Regions from separate parts of the Homo sapiens genome. Here regions 1 and 2 are each linked to region 3. The links are chromatin loops, found by intact Hi-C in ENCODE. Cell type or tissue: heart right ventricle. All regions are shown on one strand. Region 1 has its middle 31 kb from the start of LACC1. Region 2 holds the start of SMIM2-AS1 (SMIM2 antisense RNA 1). Region 3 overlaps LOC105370182 (a long non-coding RNA gene).

Region 1 (5,000 bases), 76 kb before region 3:
TTTTTCAAATTCAGATGGTGAGAACTGGTCTGAATGTACAATTCAGTCTTACTGTTTTCCATCAAGGTGTCACCAATCTTCCAGTCTCCCAGGCAGAAGTTTTTGAGGTATGTTTTGGTTTCATCTTCTACTTATTGAGTCACAGCTTATTCAGATTGGCTACTTTCCTCATCTTTAGCTCCTTTATAAAAACCTTCAATTTAGCAGTGTCAGGGAAAAAAAAAACTACCTTGGGTTGTTCTTAGCCTACTGCAAGTTCACTGCTGCCTCTGCTCCTGCTGTTCCATTTCCCTGAAATTCCTTCTTCTAAACTCTTTCATCATTGACTCACCAATGTTCAACAAATATTTGAGTGGTTGTTATGGTGATGCTGATATATGAAATGCCAAACTATATACTTTCCTCACATGCCAGCATCTGCTATGTCCCTCCCTGCCCTTCTGACAGTAGAGAAGTTCTAGTAGGTTAAATGCGTATACGATCAAATAATTGCTATATTAGGGGCATTTACCAGCCATCGTGGTGACCAAAGTATCAGCTTTGCAGAGGTGATCAAGAAATAAATTGGTCCTTGGTTTAGATATAGAGGTAAGTCAACTAGTTTAAATGGATACAGGGTCAAATATTGTCCTACACAGTGAGATAAAATGCATTGGCACTTCAAGTCTGACAATTTTAGACTCTGAAATTTTAGATGGGAAGAAGGTATGATGCATATAGGCAAGTGGCCAAAGTTGATTTTAAAAAGAAAGGCTGAAACCAGATTAAAAGGGCCCTTGAAGGACATGCAAAGAAGTTAGGACTTTATCTTTTAGGCATTAGAACCATTACAAGATACAGAAAGGGGATGATGTGAACAGATTTGCATTTTAGATCCTCTCTGGCTGGATGTGGCATGGATTGGAGAGAGGTGAGACCAGATATGTGCAACCAGCTGGGAAATAACCCTAGAGTCTGGGTGGGTGGGGATGTTAAGGCCTGAACCAAGTAAAATCTGTGCTGAAGGAGAGGCAGGGATGGATCTGAGACAGTCAACAGAATTTGGTGAGGAATCAAATATGGGAATAAGGAGAAAGTACTTTGTGACTGCCAGGTTCCTGGCTTAGGTCACTGAGTGAGGAGTGATGCCTTTAACTAGGCATAAAAGGATACAGGAGGCTGAGCAGCTTTTAGGGGGTGGTGGTGGTAGTGGTGGTGGTGGTGAATGTTTTGAGTTTACTTTGAGATGACTGTATGATTATTTGCACTAATCAATTTCATACATTAATATGTAGGTTAGAATGAAAGGTCTCAGTAAAGAAAACTTTCTTACTACCATTCATTCATCAATCGATTTGTCAGCCAAAAGTGCCTCCTTTATGTCTTATAAGGAGTTAGGTGCAATGGGTATTATGAACCTTACATCCCAAATTTTCCAAAGTGGTTTTATTTTTCTACAGTTTTTATTTTTGACAAATGCCATTCATTCAATATTTACTTAATATGACTAAATTTTTATGTCTTGTAAGACTTTTCTTACAAGTTAATAAATCACTAAAATGTTTACAGTATGAATTCTGCAAGTAAGGTATTTGTAGCCTAATCCAGAAGAACTCCATACTCACTAGAGAACCATTTAGTGGTAAACTGCAATGTTGTAAGGTTTCCGGGGCATCCAGAAAGTGGCTCTCATTTTGGGTAGGAGGAATTAGGAAGGGCTGCACCAAGAAGCTAGAACTGCAGCAAGGATCTGAAGATAGAACAATAGCTGCAAAGTCAGACAGTGGGTGAAGAAAGCAGCATCAGGAAAAACATCTGGTTCGAATGACTTTGGTGCGTTCAAGGGAGATTGAAGACCTTGGCCTCTCTTGATTAGCCTTTTGGCTCAGTCACAGAGGGTGACTAAATTCATCTGAGGGGGGTTGTATAATTCCTATTACTACTTTCTTTTTTTTTTTTTTTTTTGAGACGGAGTCTCGCTGTCGCCCAGGTTGGAGTGCAGTGGCGCGATCTCGGCTCACTGCAGGCTCCGCCCCTCGGGGTTCACGCCATTCTCCTGCCTCAGCCGCCCTAGTAGCTGGGACTACAGGCACCCGCCACCTTGCCCGGCTAATTTTTTGTATTTTTTTTTAGTAGAGACGGGGTTTCACCGTGTTAGCCAGGATGGTCTCGATCTCCTGACCTTGTGATCCGCCCGCCTCGGCCTCCCACTACTTTCTTATATGTATCTTCAATTTGGGATCAACTTTGTGATGATTTGTCTAAGGTATAATGAAAATTTTTACTTCTGTGGTTTCCAGATTCTGTTTTTTCATTCCCTTCCTGGCATTTTTCAATTTGCATCTCATTTTGATTTTCAGCTTTTCTGACCTTAGTCATAAAAGCTTTTGATAAATTTTAGTATTACATAATCACCCTTGTTTCTCCTTTTAGTAACATCCCCATTTGCCTGTGAGGTCCACATGTAGCCTTTTGAGGTAATACAATTGAAACTTTTATTACAATTAACTGTGAATAATAAGATAAAATATATCCTCAAGAGCTGTAAATGAAATAAACACTTGGTACTGAAAATCTATAATGTAATAAGGATATATAATAGTGCCTCCTGCACATTCGATAAATGTAGTAGACATTCAAGAAACATTTTCAATGGATGAATTTTACACAATAACCTAAAGAAGACTGCATCTTCTTTGTTAAAAAAGTTTGTTCTGCCAAAGCAAGAAATACAGCAGGAGGCTCAGGGCATAATCTGCCAGGCCCGGTGCTTCTGCAAATGATTTCCTCTGGTTTTGTCCTCAGTCAAGGCAAGCTCTGGCTTCCTGGTGCTCTGAGGTGAGATGAGGGTCAGGGACCTGGTGTGTCAACTCCCTTCTCTCCAAGCGGCCCTAGTTCAGGGATCTGTATGAAATGCATCAAAACATCAGTCCAAGTGGCTGACATCCACTTCAGCTATTTGTTTGCAAATAGGAGTTCTAAATGCTTTGAAAACAGTTTGTTCTTTAAAGTTGGTAAGCATTCCTTTTATAATTTGTCTACACTCTTTTTGAACAAGCTACTAATATTACTGATAAAATAAAATGAAAATTCAACTAGCCTTACTTTGATGGTTGGTCATAAGTTCAAAATAATCAAAGTCCAAATTAATGAGATTTTATTATCTATGTATACAAGTTTACCTATATAGGCTTACATGTATGTGAATTAAGAATCATAGCAATTTAGCACTGGAAGGAAACATAAAAAAGAATTCTTTCTAAACCCTACATTTTGCAAATGAAGAGATATGTAACTAGTAAATTGTTCTTTTTCTTGCACCCAAGAGACTAGTTCTATATTTAAACACAATCCATAAATAGCCTCCTTTACAGATATAATTTGCTGTGATTTCACGGCTCTGCTGAGCACATTACATGTTACGTAATGCTTTTACTTCTATTAGCTGTGTCTTAGCATCTCCTATAAATCTGCAGCCTCTTTGAAGGTAGAGATTATATTTATTTTTGCATTCCCCAGAGAACCTGCCCCAGCCCTATCCCCACAGCTGATTCTGGATTGAGCATCCAGCATCTGCAGGTGGCCATGAGCCTATGCGGAAATCAAGGAACCAGGCTCTGGGTTCCTGTGGGTCGCCTGTGGGCTAGGCAAATTTTCTTCTGCTTCAGAACATCTGATAGTTTCTCTGGATTGCCTTGTTTGTATTTGGAGTCCTGTTGTCTCTATTCTTCACCTGATAGTTATGAAGCTGTGCCCCTATGCTGAGGCCCACCCATCCCATTGTTTTCCCCATCCCAACCTCAACTGTCTTAAACTAGACTGGATTTGCCATTCCCTTATTTGGGCACAAATTAGAATTGCTGCCACTTCTCCACCCTCTCACCATTGTGCCCTTCACCTCCGCGTGCTGTGTGGTAAATAACCCAGGCAGCCTGCAGTGATCCCACTCTTAGAGCTAAAGCTATTGCTTGCTTTGCACTGTTACATAACATAAATGAGTGCTCAATGATTTGAAAGAATAAATTTGGACATTAATGATTCACTTAACAAATACTTATTGAATACCTAATATATACCATACCACCATCACCTTATTCTCTGTGCTGGGATATAGCAGAGAATAAAACCAAGTCCCCGCCCTCATGGGATTACATTCTAGTCAGGGAGGTACACAATAAGCAAATAAACAAATAGACATATAATATAAAGTCACTGCTAAAAAGTAAGTGCTGTCACAAAATGTAAGGGAAGGGAATAGAAAATGACAGGAGGGAGTGCTATTTTAGACAGGATAATCAGGAAAGGCCTGGACATACTGACATATTGGAATCATCTGAACATAGATGGTATTTAAAGGATAGAGTAAGTGAGATCATCTGAAGAATAACGTGGTTAGTGAAGAGATGTGTGAGGACTCAGCCTGGGGCACTCCAACAGTTAGAGGTAGGGAAGACAGGGAGGGTTCAGGAAGGAAGGAAGGTTGAGGAGGAACAGCCAGAGAGGGAGAAGGGCAAGCAGGATAGAGCAGTGCTTTGGAAGCTGAATTGAGAAAGTATTTCAAAAAGGAGGACAATTGGCTACAACCAAGATTGACATTTGGATTGGCAATGTGGAAGTTAATGGAGTTACCGCCATTATAGTAGTAGCTTCACTGAAATGTGGGGGGACTCTGATAGGAATCTTCAAGACAGAACAGGAGACGAAGAAATGGAGAGATGAATGTGCACTGTGTCTTTGAGGTCCACTGCTACAAAAGGAACAAGAAAAGAGGCAGTATCTACAAAGAGCTGTGAAACCAAAAGAGGCTTTCGTTGTTATTGTTGTTGTTCTTTTTTAAGATGGGAGAAATCACAGTATTTTTATGTGCAAAAACAAAGATGCAGGAAATAGGGAAAACTGGTGATACAAAACAGAGAGGGGTTATTGTACAGGCAAGACGCAGTGAGATTCAAAGATAGGACATTTCGAAAGAGGGCAAACTGATAGTCAATGGTAAATTAACCATTTTGGCAAGCATACAT
Region 2 (5,000 bases), 120 kb after region 3:
AGACCTTAGTGTAGAGCCAGGATTAAAATCCAGCTATCCCTCCCTCCAAGGACCTATTTGCTTGCCTTGCTGTGGCATTGAATATTATCACACATAAGGCTTATAAAGTGGGGAGAAGACACCTTTATGCAGTGCCTGTGTTTTTTTGGCCTCATTTGCGTCTTATTTTCTAGTCCAAAACATCACAGTCCTCCCACTGCACAGCTGCCTCTACCTGGCCTGTGCCTTCTTGCGAAAAGCTCTTTGGTGTGGCTGGCCAGACTTCAGAACTGCATGTTTCTGTTGAAGAAAAAAAAGTCTGAGTTAGGAATTTAGTCTCACTTAGACTCAGCCCTTTGGCCTGAATGCAGAGAAAGAAGTCCAAGTCCCTGAAGTCCAGAGAAGGAAGAGTTTCTGGAGCTAAGCCAAGGTGACCTTTCAACAAGGAGCACCCTTTATTGAGGCAAAGAACAGAATCTTTGCTCTTTTGCTGAAGGTGCCCCCTCCACTTAGAAAACTGTTTCCCCCACTCTCCCCTTGGCCGACTCCTGCTAGGCATTCATAAGTCCCAAGTCAGGAATTGCCCCTCTAGGACACCCACCCTCCTACCTCCTGTGTTCCCACCACACCCGTGCTTTCCTCTGACATCACACTTGCCCTTTAGGTGACTTCTCTCCTGCTAAACTGTGAGCTACTTAAGGTCAGCATTCGGTTTTACTCTGCTAAGAATCCCTAGTGCTATAAACTTCATAAATGTTGAGTGAATAAATGAACAAAAGTGGCCAATCCAAGCCTTTGTGGGGAGTATTAGAGTAGGGTTTAGATCTGGAGTACAGAGAGGGCCAGACACCTCCTACCTGACTACAGAAACTTCCCCTCTCCTCTGCCACCCCTCAGACTTTGATGCTCTTTCAGTCATTGGTAGCAACGATACCAGAAATGCCTTAGGAGATTCATCTTTGTCTGTGAAGCTGGAGGTGTCAAAGGAGTTCTGCTCTTTGCTTTGGGTTCATGGTTCATTCCGGGAGGCTGAGAGCTGAGGCTCTGCCCTGGTGGGTTCCTAGCAGAGGAGAAGGAAGATGCAGTTTCAGAATCCCACCTGATTATATTTACTTCGGCAGTTATGGCTAAAGGTGCTCTAGGTTGGGGAAACAAGAATCAGAGGATGCTTCCTTCCCATTCGACAGTATATATCAATCAACACGACTTTCTTGAGTTAACCCCAACATCTTCAAGTACGATTTAGAGGCAGCCCAGAGAACCTGGTGCAAGCCCTGAGCTGACACAGTGCAGGATGAGAAGGCAGACACTAGGGAAGGAAGTTCATCTCTCTGCAGATACTGTAGGTAACTGAGTGTGCATGGGGCTACTGCCCTAGCCGGGCCATGACCCGTTCAACTTTCCACCAAATATCTCTCCTCTGCGCCAGCTTCTGAGGATTGGACAGAAGCCAGGTGGTGCTGCAACCATGAAGACCCATTATTTGCTAACTTGGGCTACTCTCCTTTTGGAACCCTCACCTGCAGGTGACCCCCATGCTGCACAGCAGGCTCAGGGTGGTGGTGGAGCCTCCTGTGCACGAAGCTCCTGTGGGGTGCTGCTGCCCTGGGCTCCCTTTTCCTCATCTGTGTGCTCTGTCTGTTTACTCTTTACCTACGGATTCATGAAACACACGTGAAGCAAATTGGCAGCAGGGATTGGTGGCCAGACAGATCCAAGGTTGAAGTCCCTGATCTTGTACTTGCACAAGTTGTCTGTTGTCCCTGGGCCCTATTTTCTTTATCTATCCAATGAAGCTAAAAATCCCTACCTTGCAGGTTGTTGTGATGATGAAAGCTGTTTCTCGACCTTAAGTACACATTAGAATTCCCTGGCGAGCCTTAACATGCCAATGCCCTGGTCCTACCCAATCAGTCTTTGGAGAGTAGACCCAGGCACCAGTATTTTGAAGATTCCTGGGAGATTCCTAAGCGAACCCTAGGTTGTGAACCCTGGGTTACAGACAATGTGTATAACCTGAGTGACATACTGCTTTCAGAATAGACTATCCCATTAATAAATGATACCAATATTACTATAATATTATTGCTGCTCCTAATCTTCCTTCTGCCAAGAAAGGAAGTACGGTTGTGGGCCTAAAATATCCAAACTGTAAATAACAGAGCACATATAAGTGACATCACTAGGCTCCAAGCTGCTCAGTGAGATAATAACAAGAGTGACTTGAAATAGCCAGTCAGCTGTGAGGACCCCAGTTCTTTAAAATACGTGCATGCCATCTCTCACGTCCCTGCCTCATCCAGCCTGGGTCTATGCCAGTAGAAACTTTTCCAGTTAAAGCCCAGTGCCTTTATTTCCAGTACTGATTGTCACCTGGGAGACAGCTGTCAACTTGTGCAACCCAAGTTACCTTTGCTCTGCAGTAAATAGATGAGTCACAGTTGGTCCTAGCAGGTCAAGGAACAAGCAGCCCTGGGCCATCCTGTCTGGTGGCTGAGGCTGCTGAGACAATGCCCTTGGTGCCTATGAAGGAGTCATAAAGTTGGGCTTGACACTCTTTAAAGTTATCTTAGTTTGCTGATTGTTTGGCTAGAGGGACTGGTGTTGAGCCCTTCCTGGCTGTATTAGGGCTTTGCATGATAAGTGTAATTAGGGTGAGAGGAGGCTGAGCAGGCTTCAGTGTCTGAGGTGGCAATGGGTCAGGCAGAGCAGTGCAGGTCATTGACCTCAGTAGAAAACCCCCAAGCTGCACTTTAGATACCAGGTCCCTTCTTTTTCCAAACTAAAAACGTCCTGGGTGTTGGTAGCAGAAGGGCCGACTATAGGTTAATGTTGCTACTTATCCTGATTTGTGGGGCAGGGAGGGCTAGCTTTAGTTTTAAGCCAAATGTTTAAATGTTTCTCAAATCTATCTACCTCTTTACCTCCAAACCACCCAAGTCTGGGCCAGAATCATTAAAAGATGGTGCACTTGTGCCGACTTGACAGCCACAGCCTCCCACCAGGATCCCCACATTCTCTCCTGCCTCACAGAGCAGCCAAGATGATCCAGCCTCACCTCAGGTCAGACCATTTCACTCCCAGTGTGAAACCCTTCCGTGATTCCTTGATACTTTTGGGATCAAGCCTGACCCTTTGATGTGGTCTCCAAGCCTAGGTCAGCCTGACCATCATCCTCTTACCGCCTGACATTGCTGCAGGTGGGTGGAAGGCCTCGGCTCCTCTCAACTCCAAGCTTCTTTTCCTTTTAGGTATTGGAACCACATTCTTCCACCCACCTGGGGCACTTTCTCAAGCAAAACTCTCAGCCGCCTTCAATTTTGAGCTTAAACTTTACTTCTTTTCTTCCTCCCCCTAGAGTTCCTCACACATGAGCCCCTTGAACTCTGAGTTTGGGATCCTAAAACTTCTTAAGCTTTATTGTTACCCCTTACCTAACCAGAATCTAAGTTCCATGAAGGAGGGACCTCATCCATACTCCCCATGCCAGTGAATACATTTCGAGTAAACCCCAAAAGTATTTGCCAATGATAAGGTAAAAGCAGTGGGTTTCACAAAGGACAATACCATTTGCAGAAGAAGCACCACATAGCAATAAAAACCCAAATGGTTATCCAGATTATGTAAGGGCCACAATCATGGGCAAGGTCCCTATCATGTGTAAGAGACAATGTGAGTTATTTTGTCTATATGAAATATGCCTTTTGTTTGGTAGTTGTCATTTTTTCAAAGAACTTTTTGCTAGGCTATCGAAAAGGTGAACGACTCAGGAGAATGGGCATTATAGTTGACGGTTATTTAGCAACTACAGTGTGCCAGGTCCAACAACCTTATGAAGTAGGTGCAATTATTACTGCCATTTGGTGAATAAGGAAACTGAGATGCCTAGGAAATTAAGTAATTTGCCCAGTGCTATACAGCTGATCGGTTGAAATCGTATCTGAAGCCAGGCACTGCCATTCCCAGGCAGGCACCCATTGTACTGTCTCCCTGTGGAACTGCAGATCACCTTCCAATATTGAGGGTCTTCCACATTTGCCGGAAAATACCATGGGCTGAAGATGTGCAACAGGCTTTACCTCCCTCTCTCAAGAGGTGGAGCTGGTTCATGCCTCAGAACATAAAAGGGTGGGGTTTGATTTCTCATCTTTGTGAATTATTTCTGAAGAGTTTATTGTATAATCAGTGACTAAGTAATTGTGGCCACGAGGAGATACAAAGATGTTTCATTATGGATGGTGTAATATTTAACTTCACGGAAAGGACCCGGGGCTCTGTGGCTTCCCATCCGTCTTGTGACCCGGAATCATGGTGATCTAAAAGAGCCCTGTGACTCTGGGAAATTTGTTATCAAAGGATGTTAGCCACAAGTCCTGTTGGCAAATGGACCCCAGGTGGCCTGCAGTGCCAAGCTGTTTCCCTGCCAGCCTCCCAGTCTGGCCCTGACTCTCCAATGTAAGTGAGGGGCACAATGGAAATGTTATTTTAGGCCTTTCCACTTTAATTGCATTTCCTACAAGAGCGTCTGCGGGTTTTTCTTCATTTTGCTGGTGCCTCCCATATGAGTGGAGATCCACTGAGCAAGGTCATTGACCTACTAATTGTTAAAGGCATGTAGAAGCTCGGAGGGCTCGGTTCTCAACAATATCCTAATTATTATGCATTGGTTAGATGTTCTCTTCCCCATACTGTGTTATTGGGTTCATACTGGCTTCTAGTAGTAAAATCACTTGCTCTCTCTCTTAGCATGGTGACAATTCTGTTGTGATTAACTCTTTCCCAACTTCTTGAACCTGAGAAATATATTATTCTATTACAAGGAGTTCAAAAATCGTATATATATTTTTCTCTTTTATAACACACTTCTATGAAGTATCAGACATTTCATTTGCACTTTCTCATCTAACCTTCGCAACATCCTTATGCATACTTATTATTATTGTGTCCACTTTATAGAGGGGAATATTGAACAGAGGATTTGTTTGTTTTGTTTTATTTTGTTTTTAAGTGACTGACCTATC
Region 3 (5,000 bases):
GTGAAATCTGGAATTTATTTGATTTGCACATAAATGGGATTATATCAACCATACTGCTTTGTAATTCCTTTTGTCTTGAAAATATGTGATGGAGCTTCTATTTGAGTCAACCAATATGAATTACATGATTCTTTTCAGTGGATGCATAAAGTCTCTTGTATGAATACCTCGTATCTTTTTGAACTAGTCTCATGTTGGTGGACATTTTGGTTGTTTCTAATTGTGATGAACATCTTGTGTATACTTGCATATTTATGTAACTACCTCATTGGGATAGATTCTTGGATATAAATTTTCTGCATGAAATGGTATGTACGTTTTACATTTTATTACATAACACCAGCAAAAAGTCATGCTGATTTATATTCCTCTCACTGTATATTAAAGTCCCATATCCACAAAATCTCATTCTTATCATTTCTTATTAGTTGGTGAAGATTAGCACAATTTTGACAACATATCTACAGTATACACATGAAGAAGCTGAAACCCAGAGAGATTGAGGGATTCTTGCCTAAGGTGTTAGAACTGATAGTTCTAGTTCATCGGCCTCTTTAGAGGTGTCATTGCCTGGAAGATCCAGATGATAATATGTCCATCAGGCCTTACAGAAACCACCCACAGGGAAAAGGAAGATACTTAAAACTGGCAAATGAAACAATTTCCAGTTCAATCCATCTGTGTAACAAGGGCATACACACCACTGTGACGAGATGATGTGTGTAAAAGTGCTTTGTAAATCACTGGAGATTGAGGCACTGTTTGGGAAAACAATTACCCCTTTCACCTGGATAATTAGGACTGTGTATTTAGCTAATAGACAGGAATTATAAATGTTTGCTGTTTGACCTTGCATTTGAGTGTCATTTTTATCATCTGCAACTCGATAGCTAAATTCCTAGTAAATGAAGCATTTATTATAAAAAGTGCTGACACAGTACTAAATCTGGACCACTTTTCCTTGTGATAGCCTGATGATTAAAGGCCAGAATGTCCAATTCTGTGCTGTCTCATAGCAAATGTACTATAGGCAGTGTTCTTCCGCTGTTAATCCGTGTCCCCAGGTTGCCTCTGACCTTGACCCAGGAGGCCTGTTGACTCCATGCTCATTTATACTCATTTTGTCTCTAGAAACACTGATCCAGACAGCTCTTTCTGAGTTTATTTTACTTGCTCCGGTCCTGCTAGACTCTTAAGGATTTCAGGCACCAGAACAGCTGTGTTTAACCTTGTCCATTAAGTCCTTACCCAAGAAACCCGTCTGAATTGGTGATGTTTCTGAAAACACAAATGAGGCCAAATTACAAGTGGAGGAAGCATCTGGGTTAAAATAAACTGTCACCAGACAAAAGCTATCTCCTTCCATTTTCTTTTTTTGTAAGAAAAACAGGTTACTAGCTATAATCTTATTCTTAGGTAAAATGTGCTGTTCTAGTCTTTTTAAAAGCACTTGCCTCAGAATTTCTACTCAGCAATAAGAAGAGGGGGCAGACCCCGTTATCTGCTTGTAGTAATAAAGATCCACATTTATCTTCTGCAGTTCTGGCTTTGGTATTCTTACTTTGAACTGGAATAGCACAGGAAAAGTGGATTGAGGACCGCACAATTGGAGCATGACTTGTGTTGCCTGGTTACTGAGACTCTCCAGAGATTAGATTGTCAGGGTACTTAGATGCACAGAAAAGCAAACAAACAAACCTCCTACCTTCCTGGTAATTCTTTTATGAGGACAGGGCAGCTTCTAAAATTGGAAACCTAGATTAGGGGAGAAAATAGTTTCTATTAGCAGAAGAGGATGAATAGTAATTATCTTCAACGCTGTCAGGTGGCCTCACCATTTGTGAGTCATGGTCAGTGGGAAGTGGCCACACTCAGTATGAAGGGTTTCATGTTGCTTTAATTCTGGGGACCCTCAGATGATGCTGCACAGGCCTGCTGATCTTCAGAAGCTGCTCTACGCATCTGCAATAAAAGAGAAGACCTTCTAAGTCACTCACTGGTTTTGAAAGAAGTAACATAGAAGCAGGCTTTTAAGTATCCCTAAGGAGGGCACTATAGGATTTGTATTGGAAATGGATCTGAAGACTTAGGAGAGACTAGAAGATTAGAAATGCAGAGAGGTCAATTTGCTTCCACCAGCTAGTTTATAACTAAGTGTTGGCCACATTATCTGCTTTTAGCTCTGTGTCTTCATTGCCCTTCTCAGTGTTCTTTTTCCCTAGGTCACAGAACGTTTTCCTGAATCGGATTCTGGGTTAAAGCTGCCAGTAGGAAGAATTCACATGAGATTTCAAAGGTGGAAGAGAAGGAGAAGGTGTTTTTTTCTTGCAACAGTTTGGCTGGGGAGCTGAGATCTTCACTGAGGGCTTCCTTTGGCTCCGGGTTCCCGTGGACAGGCAGCCGATGTCATCAGTGGTGGCTTCTCTGTGATCACTATACCACCAGGTCTCCTAAAGTGGCCTTCTTGACCTTTGCCTCCCCAGCTCTTTCAATGGTTATGTGAAACTCTAATTATGTACATTAAATATCTTTCAGCTCATAATACATAGAGTCATTTCCCTCCCCACATATGGAGTAATTCTGAATGACATAAAGGCTTAAGCACGAAGGCCCAAAACCTTGGTCACCTATGTTGATAAATCTGAATTTTGATTAGCGCCAAATTATAGACCAATATATGTCTTACAGACGTTAAAAAACATATGGTATAATTTCATTTTTATAAAGTTCAAAAGCAAACTAATTTGTGATTTTAGAAGTAATGATGAGTGTTTATGTTTGGAAAAGGCTGAGCAGGGTGGGGACTTGATGGGCCATGAGAGAGGCTTGAGATGCTAGTAATACTTGATTTCTTCATCAAGGTTGTGCTTAGATGGTTGAGTTCTTTTTGTGATAATTCATTAAGCGAGATCATCATAATATGCCATTTTTCTTTCTTTTTTTTTTTTTTGAGATGGAGTTTCACTCTTGTTGCCCAGGCTGGAGTGTAATGGCACGATCTCGGCTCACTGCAACCTTCACCTCCCAGATTCAAGCAATTCTCCTGCCTCAGCCTCCCAAGTAGCTGGGATTACAGGAATGTGCCACCACACTAGGCTAATTTTGTATTTTTAGTAGAGACAGTGTTTTTCCATGTTGGTCAGGCTGGTCTCAAACTCCCGACTTCAGGTGATCTGCCCACCTCAGCCTCCCGAAGTGCTTGGATTACAGGTGTGAGCCACCGTGCCTGGCCAATATGCCACTTTTCTTTATATATATGTTAAAATTTAATAGAAAATTAATTTTAAAAAATTTAAGGCTGCTAGGAAATTTCATTTTCCTTGTGCCAATCCTAAAATGACAATTTAATTATTGAATCCAATCTTACTCTTTGACAGATGATACAACTGAGACAGCAAGAGACTAAGTAACCTGCTCAATGTCAACCTTCAAGCCCAGTTTTCCATCCATTTATAACCTGGTTTAATGTGAGAATTTTAAAAATCAATTTTCCTAGTTATCTTTTTTCCCCATTTTTTTTTCTATTTATAGTCAAATGGAAACAAACTTTGCATAAAAATAGATGGGAAGATTGACTCCAAGCTAATTTGTCATCTCAGGCATTACTTAAGAAATGTCAAAGTCTCTAGTGAAAAGATTTATGAGTAATATCGGTAAAGAATGTGCCAAACTTGCCAAGGTATTTAGCATTTAGGAGTAGGAAGCAGAAGAGCTGCTTCAGCAGTGATTTGGATGTGACTGTAAATCAAGCAAAAAAAGCCACATGTTGTAAAATGTCACCAAGAAAGGTAAGTTGGGTATTGCTTAAAAACTCACACCAGTTTTGTCCATTTGTCCATTTCCCACAGCTTCTGCTGCCATTGAGCCACCTAGGTAGTCATCCCTGAATTCCTCAGGCCTAAGAGGCCCATCAGCTTAGCATTACTTTGCCTGCTGTTCTTCCCCAGAGAATATGGGCTGACTGGTAAATGCCCCTCAAGTGAACCCTATGTTCCAGGGAGTTCCACCAAAGGAGGGCTACTTCCCCGGAGAGCTGAGGATTTTATAGTTAACAAAGGACAAGAAGGTTCTTTCTGCAGAGTGCTTCTCCCGGCTCCCCCCGGCCCCACCACCAGGGCCCAAATCTTAATATATTTTACGACATTCTAGGTCCATTACAACACACACATGCTTGTAGTCTTTTAACCCATTACTTTCTTTTTTTTTCTTTTTGTTTTTGAGATGGAGTCTTGCTCTGTCGCCCAGGCTGGAGTGCAGTGGCGCGATCTCGGCTCACTGCAACTTCCACCTCCTGGGCTCAAGTGATTCTCCTGTCTCAGCCTCCCAAGTAGTTGGGATTACAGGCGCCCACCACCATGCCCAGCTAATTTTTTTTTGTATTTTAGTAGAGATGGGGTTTCACCATATTGCCCAGGCTGGTCTCAAACTCCTGAGCTCAGGCAATCCACCCGCCTTGGCCTCCCAAAGTGCTAGGATTACAGGTGTGAGCCACCCCACCTGGCCAACCCATTACTTTCAAAAGTCAGCAATAGTGTGTGCTTTTGGCTTTTGCCTTTGCTTTCTCTGAACTTGCATCCAGCACAATTCAGAAAAGACAACTTTTCGCAATCTATTTTTTCGGTATACATGTGTTAAAATTTCACTATATGCCTGTCAGTGGGCTAAGTGCTGAGGACACATAATGAATAACAAACAGTCTCTGTCCCCAAGAAGTTCATGACTGGTTGCAGAACAGTCACACAAAATAATAGTTTAGCTTCAGGAATAAATTTTGGTGCCGCTAAAGCATATCATGTAGGTCCTAACTAAGAATTTTAAAATTCTGTTTTTTTGATAGTCTTTGCTGGTGACCTTCCAATATGAGACTTACTGCTATTTTGGATAAAATGATTTTTTTGAGAATTCCTCCTGCTTGACTTCATTTAACTGTACCAAATTTGGGCATCGTTTGGGAGCATCTCAAGTTCAGATGAAGAATAGAATATACATATAAGAAATAG

The links. Peaks named below come from ENCODE experiments on the same cell type or tissue, not always from the same donor. Only the 100,000 strongest peaks of a DNase experiment are listed, where the experiment ranks them.
Region 1: it touches region 3 in a loop (9-fold over the local background); 13 of 110 quality-filtered maps call a loop at or near these places.
Region 2: it touches region 3 in a loop (10-fold over the local background); 3 of 110 quality-filtered maps call a loop at or near these places.

What each region holds. Positions count from the first base shown.
Region 1 is chr13:43,908,670-43,913,669 of GRCh38, forward strand. No RefSeq gene overlaps it. Among named protein-coding and RNA genes, the nearest start is that of LACC1, 31 kb to the left of the region's middle. In heart right ventricle, no CTCF peak of the experiment used is centred here; no DNase peak of the experiment used is centred here; H3K27ac peaks cover 633 bases.
Region 2 is chr13:44,106,179-44,111,178 of GRCh38, forward strand. It overlaps LINC00390 (long intergenic non-protein coding RNA 390), which reads right to left. Exons shown (of 4, transcript NR_132368.1): 3 at 914-1,039; 4 at 1-279. SMIM2-AS1 (SMIM2 antisense RNA 1) reads left to right here and starts at 4,371. Exons shown (of 5, transcript NR_104065.1): 1 at 4,371-4,434. In heart right ventricle, no CTCF peak of the experiment used is centred here; a DNase peak (open chromatin) is centred at 2,378; H3K27ac peaks cover 4,795 bases.
Region 3 is chr13:43,984,866-43,989,865 of GRCh38, forward strand. It overlaps LOC105370182 (a long non-coding RNA gene), which reads right to left. Exons shown (of 6, transcript XR_941918.3): 5 at 1,836-1,962; 6 at 1,713-1,755. Among named protein-coding and RNA genes, the nearest start is that of NRAD1, 35 kb to the right of the region's middle. In heart right ventricle, a CTCF peak has its summit at 2,058; no DNase peak of the experiment used is centred here; H3K27ac peaks cover 2,117 bases.